Regions from separate parts of the Mus musculus genome. Here region 1 is linked to region 2. The links are chromatin contacts, found by Hi-C in ENCODE. All regions are on one chromosome and are shown on one strand. The core of a region is the stretch at or near the end of the contact, and the rest is flanking DNA. Distances in the headings are between cores, read along the strand shown. Region 1 holds the start of Dcun1d1 (DCN1, defective in cullin neddylation 1, domain containing 1 (S. cerevisiae)). Region 2 holds the start of Tnfsf10 (tumor necrosis factor (ligand) superfamily, member 10).

Region 1 (7,288 bases), core at 1,084-3,583, 8.6 Mb after region 2:
TTTCCTTTTTATTATAATTTAATCTTTAATTCAATTTTCAACCATTCTTCTAAAGTTCACGAGATTTTTAAAGACTTATTTATATGTACCACAAATACCAAGAAAGGATAGACTGGGAGAAAATAGTTATATTTTTGAACCATCTTATAAACCTGAACCTCCAAACCTTCTGGAGCCTCAATGTCTACTTCTGTAAAGGGGGAGGAAACATATCAAGTGATCTAAGACACTGTAGGTCTAAAGGCTTATGTAATTTATAAAAATCTAATAAATTACAGCATCTGCATATATCTTACACATTTAAAAAAATCATTGGAATCATAAAATTATTAAACATGGTAGAACTTTAGAAGTTAACAAACCCTGTCCTGACATCTAATAAATAAGGGGGAAAAACTCAGATGTTTTGAATACTTCTTAAAATACACTTGCCTATCAAGCATGAAACCCTGCCTAGGTTTGATCCCAGCCCTGGGCTATTTTTGGTCTCTGTGTGAGTATGAGAGGTAGGTAGCTTGTGGGGTTTTTTTCCCTCCCCCTTATAAAAATAAGTGAGATAATCTATTATTATGTCTTTCCTAAAACGGACAATAATTTGTGTTGTAGAAATTAGTTGTGGTACACATACCAAAAACAAAACTCCTAACAGTCTTACCAAACCATTTTATAACGTCTAGGAAAACAACTATAAATTTATAATGAAATATTTTTACTATAAGATTCTTATGGACCCATATTGACTTTCTAAACTAACAAGATCATACCTAGACTGTACATGTGACAGAAAATGAGTAAAGGCATAGAAAGTGCCTTAAGTTAAGGACATCTTAACAACCAGGAACCACAACCAGTACGATTGCATGACGTATGGCTAAGCTCCAAAATGAGCTGATTTAATATTAACCAAAGGAACAGAAGGCTACAAGTCCTAACCCTAGCTCTCACTGAAACGGCATGAATCCTATATTCCTAATGAGCACTGGCAGGCACTGGGTTCGAGGGCAGGTGTCTGATGTGGACTGTGGGAAACTGCATACATACTCGTGATGAATGTCCATCAGAGACGCGCACTCTATTATTTTAGCCTGCTGAAAGCACCCCAGTAAGAGAGTGGAAACTCTTGGGGGTTCAGGAGTAATATCCAAGGCCTGTTCAAATAATTAAAGGAGAACCTGCAAACTCTCTCTTGGGTCTCTGAACTTTTACTGTACTCTCAATCCAAACACTAACCGGAACTTCCTTACAAATATAAAGTTTTACGAACGTAAGCACAGAAGAGAAATCTTGACTCTGTTGGGACCTAAACACATAATCAACACATGACACCAAGGCTGGGGCCATATAAGTGTCACTGAGCGAAAATCAACCCCCCACGACTCAAGACTGGGCATACACCCTCCCCAAAGAAGCCTTTCAGCTCTCCGGAGCGAAGGACCTCATCACTTTTACTCTTCTCCCAGCAGCCAGCCGGGAACTTCAACAAGGTGTGACTGTATACTTCCAAACTGAAAAGCAGTGACCAGCAGCGCCAGGTACTTAATGACAAAGGACTCAGCTCACCACAGCGTCTTCCAGCTTCCGTGACTTTTTCTCACCCAAACAAAAACCAGGAGAGGAGCAACTTGACAAACTGTTTCTTAAGAATCACAAATGGTCCCTAACTGCTATAATAAAGCAATTACTCCTCCCACCCCAAGCACATAGAGCAGGCGCTCGGAAGGCAGCAGGTCTCGGGTCCCCCGGCTGCACTTCCGTCCGCAGCCCGGAGCCTCCCAGTCCCCTCGCAGGGACCGAGCCTCAGCCGAGCCGCCCCAACTCCCGGGCGCCTGGCGCCTGGCGCCAGCGCGGACCAGCAAGGCCGACGCCGGCTCGCCAGGGCCGCCAGCACCGAGGGGCCCGGCCGGGACCAGGCAGCGCCAGGCCCGCTGCCCAGGCGCCGCCTGGCCGCACAATGGGGCGCGGGCCGTCCCCCAACGCCTCCGCGCCCGGCCCCGCTCCGGCGACTAGGCCCCGCCGCGCTCCGCTGCCGGGCCCTCGCGTAGCGGCGGCGCCGGGGAGGGACGGGCCGAGCTGGGCGCCGGCTGAGCAGCGGTAGCGGAGCGCGGCGGGGCCGGGGGCCCGGGCCGGGCGGCACGGCGCCGCGGTTCCTCACCATGTTGGTGTCCTCCGGACCTCTCCCCTCCTCCTCCGGCTCCGCAGCGAATGGACGGCGGCGGCGGCGGCGGCGCCTCTCACGGGCTCGCCGGGCTCCCGCTCATGCGCAGTGCGGCGGCCCGCGGAGCGGCCGGGCCGCGGGAGGCGGAGGGCGCGGGCCCCGGGGTGGGCGGCCTGGCCTGCCGGCATCCGTGGCACGAGCGGCCGGGCGACCCGGCAGCCCGGGCTGCGGACACACGCTGAGACCCGCGCGGCGGGCGGCCGCGGGCACAGTGAGGACGAAGCGCCGGGGCCCTGCCTGCGCCCCCACTCAGGGCGCCCTCGTCACGGCCGCGTCCTGTCCTCCGTGCGCTCCTAATAGCTCCACGTCAGAGTTCCCAGGTAAGTTTTTGGAAGAATCCGGGAGACTATTGCGCCTAGAGCCACTGTCATGCCTGGTGGACGGGCCAAGCTTGACCTAGCCTGCCTGCTGAGCTGTGGGCCAGAAGACAAGTGTGTGCTGCAAGGAGAAGGAAATACAGTACTCCCTGCAGAGAGAGGAAATAAAACAAAGGTACGGCACATAGAAAAAGCTGTCCAAGATTGCCCAGGTTTATATATGTCATCCGCATCTTCATCACCAAACGTGGGTCTCCCTTTACCACCGGCAAATACCACCAGATCACCCCTAGAAGCTAACAATCTTAAAGTTTCTGTTAAAACAACTGTTGTCACTCCTCCTCGGAGCTTCCTGCTACTGCTTAGAACTAGCCACGTGGTGGGGGCTCCCAGAGCCCTGCAGAGGCAGATCTTTGGCACTGCAGACCTGTTGTCACCCATTCATTCTTTACACCATCAATGCGAGTGTGTGTGTGTACGCGCGCGCGCGTGTGCGTGTGTGTGCGCTGATGTGGCATCTTCTCGCCAGGCCCTAAGAAAATACCAAGTAGCAAGGGTGAAACTAGATCACACTTGTGGTTATTCTCTAGGAACTCAGCCTAGCAACTTAAAATATTAACGAAGAGGACTCAGTCTCTTGCTACACTTCATTAGACTATTGCAACAATAGCTTGTAGGTTTTCTTAAAGCTCTTTTTTTCCTAAGTGCCAACTCCAAGGGGTGATTCTTAGTTCCACTTGACCTCTTTCTCTCCTGAATTTGAACACGTCCTCCTAGAATTCCCATAATTTTTCATGACTTGATTTATTTATAGTCTCCCCTTCACTTACCATTCTTCTTTGCTAGCTAACTCTGGCTTTTCAGTGGTGGGCTTTCCAGAACCATCCCTGAATCTCTTCATATATTCCTTTTTCCTAGACCCTGCCCATATCCCAGTGAGTCCAAAATCTTATCTAAAGCTCGGCAGCGGCATGCCCTAAGCACAAATTCTGCTCATCCCACAGACCCCCCCAAAGCTCTACAAAGCCAAAATCTTATCCCTAAACCTGCATTCCCCTGCTTTTTCATCACATAAGCTAAATATCAGAACTGCCCATCTCCCTTAGTCTAAGCTCGCCGAGTTCATCATCTGAGTAAACCCGAATTCTTCCCCTGCCCTTTAATAGGGTTCATCTCTCATTGGGACCCTCCTTTCTCCATCCCCTTTTGAGATGGAGTTTCTTTATGTTGCCCAGGCTAACAGCCAACAGTGCGGCCTGGGATTGCAGGCAAGTATGTCTCCCACCCCATCTTCTCTGTACTTTTCCTTCTACACCAGAGGTGTCTGTCTGCAATGCAGACTGGAGGCTCTTCCTCAAAGTCTCCGAGAACTTTCCTAACGTGAGCCTGTCTGGAGTCATAGGCAGGTCTCTCCCTCATCTTTCCACTCCCTTTGTCATGACCCCCACTCAATGCAGCTCCTGTTTCGGTACCAAGCTTCCTGGTTTGGTCTTATTTTGTCCCTGACACACTAGGTCACAAGAGTGAGGATCCGCCATGTGTTGTACTAAGCCTCTAACACTCAAGCAAACTTCAGGTTGCAGCTACACCTATTTTGTAGGGAGCACTGACATACAGAGTGGGTAAGTAACATGCCTAATGTCACACAGCAAGTAGTAAATCTAGGAACTAGACCCAGACAATCTGCTTATAATGTGTTCTCTCGGTTACTACAGTTTATTTCCTACTCTGGATTTCTGCAATTGGGGCATCTCCTTTGCAATTTTATGGCCCCTAGATTAGAGTTAGGACATCAACTGATAATCATTTGCCTCCAAGGCCAGGGCAGAGAAAGACCAGATCATATCCATCTTTGAGATAATTTTGTTTGTTTTGTTTTTATATGGGGCCATTGGTGCCATAACATTTGTATAGAGGTCAGAGGACAAACTCAGGTGTCAGCCCATGCCATCAACTTTGTTTAAAGCGGGTCCCTGTTGCTTTTCCACCTGATATGCCAGACTGGCTGACCCTTGAACTTCTGGGGATTCTTCAGTGTCTACCTTCCGTCTCCCTGTAGTACTGGGACTACAGGCGCATGAACTATGTGGCCTGCTTTTCATGCTTTCTGGGAATTTGAACTCAAATCCTGATGCATATGCAGCAATTGTTTTACCCACTAAGCCAGCTTATCCTTGAGTTTTCAGTGTTGGGTAAGAAGCCGATCTCTCTCTCTCTCTCTCTCTCTCTCTCTCTCTCTCTCACACACACACACACACACACACACACACCACAGTAGCAGTTGTATAAATTAAAAGAAAATAATCTAATGGCTCTCTCTTGGTCTTAAGACTGCATAGAGCTGTGGGTATACCGCTCAGTAGTGGAATGTTTCTCTAACAGAACACAGTAACAATTGGGCCCGGTGTGGTGGCACATGCTTTGAATTTAGCACTTGCTAGGCTGATGTAAGTGTAGGCCAGCCTGGTCTACATGGCAAGTTCCAGCTCAGCCAACAACACACAGTAAGAGTCTAGCTCAAAAAAGTTACAATAATAGCAATAGTGTCCATACTGTTCATTTGTGTAGTAGGACAGCAATGTTCCTTGGCTGATGCATATTATATACATGGTCTTATGATAAGTGCAACAGCAGTTGCACCCATCCTACATTTCCAGGTTACAGAACCAAACATGATAGGAGAGCATTAACTGTTGTTATTATATGAAATTAACTGTTGTTATTGTATGAGATAAGCATGTTTGTGAAAATTGTCCTGGTTACTTTTTTTTAAATGGAAGGTTCCTGAAGATAAAGCATAAGTTACAATATTTGATTAACAGAAAGGTACTCATTAACATGTTGTTTCAAATACAGAAATGTGTGTTTGTGTGTGTGTATGCTGTGTGCAGGTGTGCACATATTATTTGCACACATGTGGAGGCCGGTGAGGAGATGATCACAGTGTTCTATCACTCCAGGCCTCCCTCTTCTGGGATAGGGTCTTCTACTGAACCTGGATAGGGAAGCTACTGGCAGCCTCACTCCCACAGTACTGAGGTTACAGACTAGCGTGCCTAACATGTAAGTGGCTGCTGGCGTCTGAACTCAGGTGCCCATGTTTAAGCAGCAAGCTCTCTTACCTACTGAGCTCTCTCTAGCCCCTCAAATACATAATTTTAAAAACTACATTTTTTATAGCAGTAATTTTGGTTCAGTTAAAAAAAAGATGAAAACATCTGGTTAAAGTCCAATGTTACATACACGCATACATACATTCTTTTTACACCCATAATTATAATGGCATAGTGTTTGTAGATAGGTGACATTCCAAGGTAGACCAATTTAGAAAATGTTGCTGCAAAAGCTGCAAGTTTTCATGTTAAGGTAAATACTGATAAAAATCAGTGCAACTCTGTTTATTGAAACATGTAAAACCAAGTCTATAATTCTAGAATCTGTGTTTAGCAGAGAGAGAAGAAATCTGAAAGGACCGATTGCTAGCCTTTCTGGGAGTTCATTTATCTAAAATGAAGCCTGCAGAGTAGCTCTATATACCCAACTGCAGTTCTGAGGTGTGAGTCTGAGCCACAGTCACCGGCTTCTCACTCATGACGTCGGTGGATGCAGTTCAGTCCTGTGTTTATATAAAATGGGCTTACTGTACCCAGGCTTGCATATCCACAAATGTGTACTGGCTTTACTGGTGCACCATATTTTAGCATGAATAAAATACCGTGTAGAGGTTTCTGATGCAGAATTATAGCATTTGTGTATGTGTGTGTATGAGTGTGTGCACACACTGGAAATTGAACTCCGGGCCTCACATGTGCTCAGCACACCTGTGCCTCTGTACTTTCAGCCTCCAAATGATACATGTTTAAGGGAGAAGCCTTTTTAAGGATTAGTCCTCATGCCTTACGTGGAATCCGTGGTGGCCACAGGCCCCAATTCAAACCAAAATGATAAGAGTAGGCTTAGAAATAAAGCCTTTGCTGTCCCCTGCCCCAGTAAACGTTACCAGTGAAGCTGAAGGAAGGACTGCCTGAGACTCTTCCCTCCACATTCTGAACCATTCGAAGAGGAATCCTTAATCAGGACAAAGGGAAAACCTCAGGGAATTAGGTAGGCATCATCATCCAATTCATAATAAAAAGCAATACTTTGGTGGGTCACCTTCTAAATAGAAAATAGGAATATTCACCAGAGCCAGTCTGTCACCTCAGGGTCCCTGCGGATCTGCTGACTTTAGCTGTTTCACACTCATGGTAGAGGATTGGGCTTGGAGCAAGTGACAGCTCCGACTGGGTGGGTCATCATAGAAAACTCAGACTGTCACTGCTGATGTCACAATGTCCTACTGTCCCAAAGTGAACCTGCCTCTCTGCCCAAGTAGGCTCAGTCCTTCTAGATGAGACCCCCGTCTGCTCAGGTATCCATCGTGAACAACTCTTTCTCAGTTTCAGTGGATGAATCCAATGTGGAGACCAAAACCGCTGAAAGGAGTCCACAGAGCAAGTCTGATGGCCCTGCTTCCTTGGGCATATTCTACCAGGTACGGCAGAATGGATAGTACACAGGTAAAAACTGTCTTTCTAGGCTTGGTACTCTCAAGTACAAATGAAAGTATTGTGTTCATATGAACTAACCAGTGCCCCCCAGAGCTGTGTCTCTAGTTGCATATGTAGCAGAGGATGGGAGGAGAGGCCCTTGGTCTTGTGAAGATCATATGCCCCAGTACAGGGGAATGCCAGGGCCAGAAAGCAGGAGTGGTTGG
Region 2 (7,322 bases), core at 133-2,632:
CCAATCAGTGCCCGGAGGTGGAGACAGGAAGATCCCTGTGTGAGCTTCAGCTTCAGTGAGAGACTGTCTCAGGAAGATGGTAACTTAGTTACAGCACCACAGTAGAGTACTACTTCTAAAGACCTTTTAGCAGGTGACAGCCTCCCGTGCTGTGAGGGAGCCTTGGCTTTGTAGTTAAGCAGGCTCCAAAGGAATCCTTCTGGGAGGTGGGAAGCAGCTGCAGACCTGAGAGAATTTGAGTTGAAATGGATTCCGTTTTGTTCCCCACCATGAGATACCAGCCAGAAAGATGTCCTATGGCCCTTGGGAACTGGCACCATTAGAAATAGCAACACTGTTGCTAGAACCTGCAGAGGCCTCAGAGTCACAAACATTGGGCCAGAAGCTGGAGGTGGTTGCTGCAGGCCATCTGATCACACTGTGAACCTGAGATTGTGAACTGTTTCTAACTGTGATACGTCCCAGCCTTTGACCCTAGAGCTTTCTGTCTGTCTGCTGTAAACTCGTGGTGGTGTGGCTCAGCCCTAGCAAAGCCCTTTTAACAAAGTCAACCCTAGGTCAAGAGGCAGAGCCAGTAACCATCTGACAGGGAGTGAACATAGTGAACAGAAAGGGGGTCTTCGAGTGTTTAAGACAGCGTGGAGAAGAAAGGATTCTTTCCTTCTGGGATGGAGTAGGAAGGTCAGCTGGGTGCTTTCTCTGCCTCTCAGAGCTAGGAAGTTATCATCTCAGCATCTGGCTCCTGAGTTTTCATTGGTAAAATTGAACAGCTGGGATTTCTGTTTTTTAAAACAGTTTTAAAAAACAAACAAACAAACAAACAAACAAACTTTGTGTGTGTGTGTTTCACATCATGCACCCCGGTCCCATTCATCTCCCTGTCCCCTCATAATCACCGTCTGCCCTTGAAACTCCCCCCAGATAAAAACACACAAAACAAACTAAATAAACCAAAACAGAGCATAGAAAACATCCCACCATGGAAGCTGTGGTGTCCTAGTGTGTCCCACAGTTTATCCCTCTGTCCACACATCTTCACTTGCAAATGTCTATAGCAATGAGTCATTGTTGCCTTCAGCAGTCTCTGGCTCCTGTGACGCCTTAAATTTTGGATCCTCACTGAGACCCCTCCCGGTCCCTTTGTCCTTTGTCCTTTGTCCTTTGTCCTTTGTCCAGGAGATCCTGCAGCTCCTTCAGGTGCTCCAGCAGTTCATAGATGGGTTAGATCTCAGAGCGCTGGATCTAGGCTTTCCAGCACCATCAGGGCGAGCTCTCCTAGCTGGAGGGTTTCTGTGCACTACGTCCTCGTCACCTTCCTGACTTGCTTAGTTTCACTTTTGGTCTCAACAGTAAAAAGAAACTGCATGGGCACTCCGCCTTCTAACTGTGACCTTCTCAGGCACTGCTGCTGGGCTGCAAGTCTGCATTGGGAAGTCAGACCTGGACAGCAGTATGCCTTCCTCAGGGGCCCTGAAGGACCTCAGCTTCAGTCAGCACTTCAGGATGATGGTGATTTGCATAGTGCTCCTGCAGGTGCTCCTGCAGGCTGTGTCTGTGGCTGTGACTTACATGTACTTCACCAACGAGATGAAGCAGGTGAGTGGCCGTGTGCTCTCAGCAGCAGCCTCTCTTGGCTTTGCCGCTTAGCTTGCTCTTCTTTGAAAGCTTAGCTGTAGATTAAAATATGCCTTTCCCAAGTGCAGACTCTTAACTGCTAATAAAGAGAGGGCTTTATAAAACTGCAAGTTGGCAGACTTCCAAGCAGTTGTAGTAACAGAACAGGCTATGAAAACTACAAATGGATATACCGGCACCTCCAAGAAAGTTTGCTATCATTTCAAAAGTGTCTGTGCAGGGTGCAGTTAGTGGTGTCACTTGGCACAAATGCTTTGTGTGAAGTACTCTAGAGTTCCGTGTGTGTGTGTGTGTGTGTGTGTGTGTGTGTGTAAGAGAGATAGAGAGATAGAGAGAGAGGGGAAGAGAGAGGAAGACAGGGAGAGAGGAAGAAGAGAAGAAGAGGGAGAGAGGGAGGAAAAGAGGAAGAAGGAGGTAGAGAGGGACAGAGAAGGAGAGAGAGGAAGAGAGAGAGAGACAGAGGGAGAGAGGAAGAGGGAGGACAGCACATGGTGCTGTGGAGCCTAGAGATAGATGTCAGCTGTTTTTCTCCCTAACTCTCCATGTAGTTTTTCTGAACTCTCACTGTATTGGCTAGTTTTGTGTCAACTTGACACAGCTGGAGTTATCACAGAGAAAGGAGCTTCAGTTGAGGAAATGCCTCCATGAGATCCAACTGTAAGGCATTTTCTCAATTAGTGATCAAGGGGGCAAGGCCCCTTGTGGGTGGGACCATCTCTGGGCTGGTTGTCTTGGGTTCTATAAGAGAGCAGGCTGAGCAAGCCAGTAAAGAACATCCCTCCATGGCCTCTGCATCAGCTCCTGCTTTCTGACCTGCTTGAGTTCCAGTCCTGCATTCTTTGGTGATCAACAGCAGTATGGAAATGTAAGCCGAATAAACCCTTTCCTCCCCAACTTGCTTCTTGGTCATGATGTTTGTGCAGGAATACAAACCCTGACTAAGACAAATTGGTACCAGCATAGTGGGGTATTCCTGTGACAACCTGACCATGTTTTGGGGAGGATTGTGGAAGGACTTTGGAACTTTGGGCTTGAAGATCCATCCATTGTTAAGAGCTCTGTTGGAGGTTGTGCAGGAGCTTGGAAGATAATGTTGAGAACACTGTAGAAGATGGAGGTCTGGTTTGTGAAATTTCAGAGGGAAAATTAAAGACTCTTTTCAGGGCCATTGCTGTTTTGATTGTGAAGATTCTGTAGTTCTGGTTAGCTGGGGCTGAAGAATCAGCTGTGATTAACAAGATACCAGAACTACTAAAGCAAAAACTTTGCATTACTGGGACTATTGATGCTGGTTAGCTGGAGCTAAGAAATTAGCGGTGATTAAGAAGAGACCAGCATCATTGAGGTGACATCTTCTGGGAAGTGTTTTCTGAAAGCACAAAGAGGCTGTGTTCCAGAGATAGCCAAGGTTGCACTCCTGCTGCAGCGGGACTTGGTAATATGTAAGGGTCACCCAGGTGGTATTGGTTTTGAAGGCATGAAGGAGTTGAGCAGAGCAGCTGAGGCTTGGCACTGTGAGAGGCCATGGAAGGCCATTGGTGAAAGTGCAGCCTCAGTTGCAATTGATGGCCCAGGACTGAAGGGGTCATGCAGTGTTTTGGAGATGCCAGTACCATGAGATGACCACCAAGAGCAGCAGCAGCAGTGGAGTAGAGGCATCTGGAGCCTAGAGGATGACGCGTGTGCTACAAAGGGCATGGCTGGAGAAGTGACCCAAGCCCTTGGAGGAGCCCAGAAGATCGTGAGTTGGATCCCAGACATTGGACGGTTGGAGATTGATTTTTGCTTTTGATTGTGACTGTGCCCTGATATTTTCCCTCTTGAAGGAAGAAACTGTTTTAGTGATGCCCACAGTTAAGAGACTTTTAATTTAAAAAGACTTTGGATTTTTAAAAGAGATGGATATTTTAAAGAGATTGAAATTTTAAGAATATGTAAAGACTGTGGGACATTTAAAGTTATTTAGACCTTGGGGATGAATAAGAATGTAAGGGTTGAGGCTTACTAGTGATGTGTTTGTGTGTCAAGTTGACAAGGGGTCAGTTGTATTGGCTAGTTTTGTGTCAACTTGACACAGCTGGAGTTATCACAGAGAAAGGAGCTTCAGTTGAGGAAATGCCTCCATGAGATCCAACTGTAAGGCATTTTCTCAATTAGTGATCAAGGGGGCAAGGCCCCTTGTGGGTGGGACCATCTCTGGGCTGGTTGTCTTGGGTTCTATAAGAGAGCAGGCTGAGCAAGCCAGTAAAGAACATCCCTCCATGGCCTCTGCATCAGCTCCTGCTTTCTGACCTGCTTGAGTTCCAGTCCTGCATTCTTTGGTGATCAACAGCAGTATGGAAATGTAAGCCGAATAAACCCTTTCCTCCCCAACTTGCTTCTTGGTCATGATGTTTGTGCAGGAATACAAACCCTGACTAAGACACTCACCCAACCTTGAGCTCATTGTTTGCTTGTTACTGACTGAGCCTAGACCTCTAGACTTCTGCCCTGCAGTTGCCTGGACCTTGAGGTGAGGGAGTGGCATAGATTACCCCATGCCCAGCAGACATCTATCTTGTCTGCACTTTGACCACTTGTAAGTCTGTAATAACCACTGTCCTCCAGACAAAGAAGTGGGTCTGAAAAACTCTCAAACAAACAAGTCACACTTTGAAAAGCTGGTGGGTAGAAGAGCAAGTGTCTGAACAAAAATCAAAGTGAAGCTCAAAGAGTTAGCATTTGTCTCTCCCGTGATCGGATAGTGATTAGAACTCTGATCCAAGTCATGGAACCAAATGTTGTGTTTTATACAACCACAGGGAAAAGAATGTTTGGTGGACCTGTAGTCAGGTGTGGGGGTAGGGGGTGCCTCTGCAGGCCCATGCTGAGGTATCTCTTCTCCTGAGGGCATGGGGAAGGGAGTTAAGAGGGTAGTATAGATAGAGAAAGGGAGGGAGAGAGGGAGAGGGAGGGAGAGAGGGAGAGGGAGAGGGAGAGGGAGAGGGAGAGGGAGAGGGAGAGGGAGAGGGAGAGGGAGAGGGAGAGGGAGAGGGAGAGGGAGAGGGAGAGGGAGAGGGAGAGGGAGAGAGAGCGCAGAGGAGTAGAGGTCAGCCATAAACATGTGGAGAGAGAAGGGGGAGGGTAGGTAATGGGAGAGAGGAGGAAGTGAAAAGAGGACAGATGGAGAGCAAGAAGGCAAGAGAGAGAGGAGGGGGAAGAGTCAGGCACACCTGGCTGTTGCCAGGTAACCTGGGGGGGGGGGGTAAGACAAAATGCTAACACAATGTATCACATTTCTCAGTCCAGTAAGGCTGAGGGTGGGGGTGCACATAAACCAGATGTTTGAAATGTGTTTGGAGGGAGGAATCAGTCAGGGAAGTGCTTCCTATGTACACGTGAGAACTCAAGTTTGATCCTAATTACCCAGCATGCACCTGTAATCCCAGTGCTTGCAGGGAGAAGACTGAAGAATCCCTGAGGCTTGCTGGCTGAGGGTATATGTAGTCTTACTAGTGAACTCCAGGCCCTGTGAGAGACCCTGCATATCACACACACACACACACACACACACACACACACACACACTTTTATTTTATTTTTTAAAAGAGTATGCTTTGTTTTTAAATAACTCAGAGGAGTTCCTGTGTTGACAATAGTGTGAACACAATGGCCTGGCTTTCCTTCCACCTTTTCCTCTGATTAGACTTGACTTGGCTAGTGGTTTATAATCAGGATTTAACTCCTCCTTTGAAAAAAGTTGGACTTTATGTCAGGAGGAACCTAGATACAAACGCAGAAAATCCCCCGGGACTGGGAATGCCAAACTGACAAGAGTTAAAACCAACTCCACTTCAGGTTGCTCGTGTCCAAGTTGGGTAGACATATGCTCTAGGGAGCCGAGGAGTGGCAGGGATGGTGAACACCCCACTCCCTTGTCTAGAACCTGATGGAGAAATGAATTATCCAAGTTTAGACAGGGCTTTGGAGCCAGGGTAGAGCCAGAGCCCAGGGCTGTGGGTGCCAGGCACTACTCGCCAGCCCCATCCCCCACGTAATCTGCACTGTGCACATTGCCCAGTACACAGTGCAACATCCGACCTGCTGTCTTGTTTGGAACTGCATGGTAAGGGAAAGTTTCCAGAAAAATGGCTGTACAAAATTCACAGATAGCAATGGTCTCCGGGGGCCCTGCAGTTTGTATGTCCTATGGAGCAGGACTTTGATAATCCCAATCAGTTGGAAATTTTTCCAAGTGGGTGAGGTAGATTTTCCTTTTATTTGAAAATAATTATGAAAATTATGGCTGATGGTGATTTATTTATTATAGGGCATGCTGGTCAAGAATCTCCGCATACGTGTGGGGCCAGAGGACGACCTCTGATGTCATTTCTTGGATACCACCTACCTTTTTTTTTTTCTTTTTCTTTTGTTTTCTCTTGCTTCCTTTCTTCCCAGTTATTATTTGAGTCAGGGTCTCTCATTAACTTGGAACTCACCTGGTAGAGTCTCTCAGGGGCCAACCGCAGACTCCATTTCTCTCCACTGGGACTCCAGGACTGCCTTGCTTCTCTCTCTCTCTCTCTCTCTCTCTCTCTCTCTCTCTCTCCCTTTCTTTCATTTTTTCCCTTTCCTTTCTTTCTTTTTCTTTCTTTCTTCCTTTTTTTTTTGTTTTTTTTGGACAGGGTTTTTATATGTAGCCCTGGCTGTCCTTGAACTCAGAGATCTGTCTACCTCTGCCTCATGAAGGCTGGGATTAGATTCGTGCATTCCCCATTCATTGCCTGGCTTAGTCCTAACTTTGTTTATGTGGCTTGGGGGATGGAATTCAAGTCCACAAGTTTGTCTGGCAAGCATTTTCCTGACTGTGTTGTCTCTGTATCCTAAATTTGTATATTTCTTTCTTTAAAATTACATTTATTTATTATTTATGTGTGTTTGTGGGGGGGAACATGCTGTGTCATATGGGTGGTATCAAAGGACAACCTGGAAGAGTTAATTTTTTTCCCTTCTACCATGTGGGTCCTGGGGATTGAACTCAGGTCATAAGGTTGGTTATAAATACGTTGGTCTTTGAGTCATCTTGTTTGCCCCAAGTTTGTATATTCCCCGAGAAATAGAGTATAACTATTGCTACTTTTCAGTTCTACGTTTATGTAAGAGATTGGAGCACATCTGTGGTTATAGACTGTGGCAGCACACCCCAAGGTTTGTTAACTATACAGCATAAACAGAGTGAGTCTGTCTCTGTGCACAGGTGTCCGAGCAACTGGCACAGGTGGCAAGGTGGCCTCACTCCCTCTAAGATTTCCCCAATCCTCTGTCGACTCTGGCAGTCCGATTGGATAATTAAGGTTTCCAAAATTCTGCTCGAAAATCCAGCAGTTACAAATAAAGCTTAGAGTCTCTTCACACAGACACATTTCTTGAGGCAGAAAGGATGTGGTGAAGTAAGGATGTGGAGGGAGAGAGGAGGCAAAGGTGTCGCCAGAATAGCCTGTCTGCAAGGTCTGCAAGCAAGCTGTGGCCAGCGTGGTTCACACCTGTGGGTGCTAAGTGTGGACGAGGAGTGGGCGCTGAAGCTTTCCCTCTGCATGGTCTTTGCCAAGAAATCATTATTTGTGCAAAAAAATATCTCGTAAGACCAACAGCAGAGAGTTGACAATTGTGAGCTCAAGACGGTAGAATAAAGTGCACCTTTCTTTTTC

The links. A loop is a pair of places that touch in the nucleus more often than their neighbours do.
Region 1: a map of T-helper 1 cell shows a loop between it and region 2 (97-fold over the local background). The contact joins the promoter of Dcun1d1 here to the promoter of Tnfsf10 in region 2. A Hi-C loop is called at or near these places in 5 of 37 maps with a recorded cell type or tissue (T-helper 1 cell, T-helper 17 cell, T-helper 2 cell and 1 more).

The regions. Positions count from the first base shown.
Region 1 is chr3:35,930,633-35,937,920 of GRCm38, forward strand. It overlaps Dcun1d1 (DCN1, defective in cullin neddylation 1, domain containing 1 (S. cerevisiae)), which reads right to left and starts at 2,334. Exons shown (of 7, transcript NM_001205361.1): 1 at 2,153-2,334. The coding sequence starts at 2,155. Gm15952 (a long non-coding RNA gene) reads left to right here and starts at 2,446. Exons shown (of 4, transcript XR_880768.3): 1 at 2,446-2,535; 2 at 6,972-7,091.
Region 2 is chr3:27,315,695-27,323,016 of GRCm38, forward strand. Tnfsf10 (tumor necrosis factor (ligand) superfamily, member 10) reads left to right here and starts at 1,383. Exons shown (of 5, transcript NM_009425.2): 1 at 1,383-1,596. The coding sequence starts at 1,453.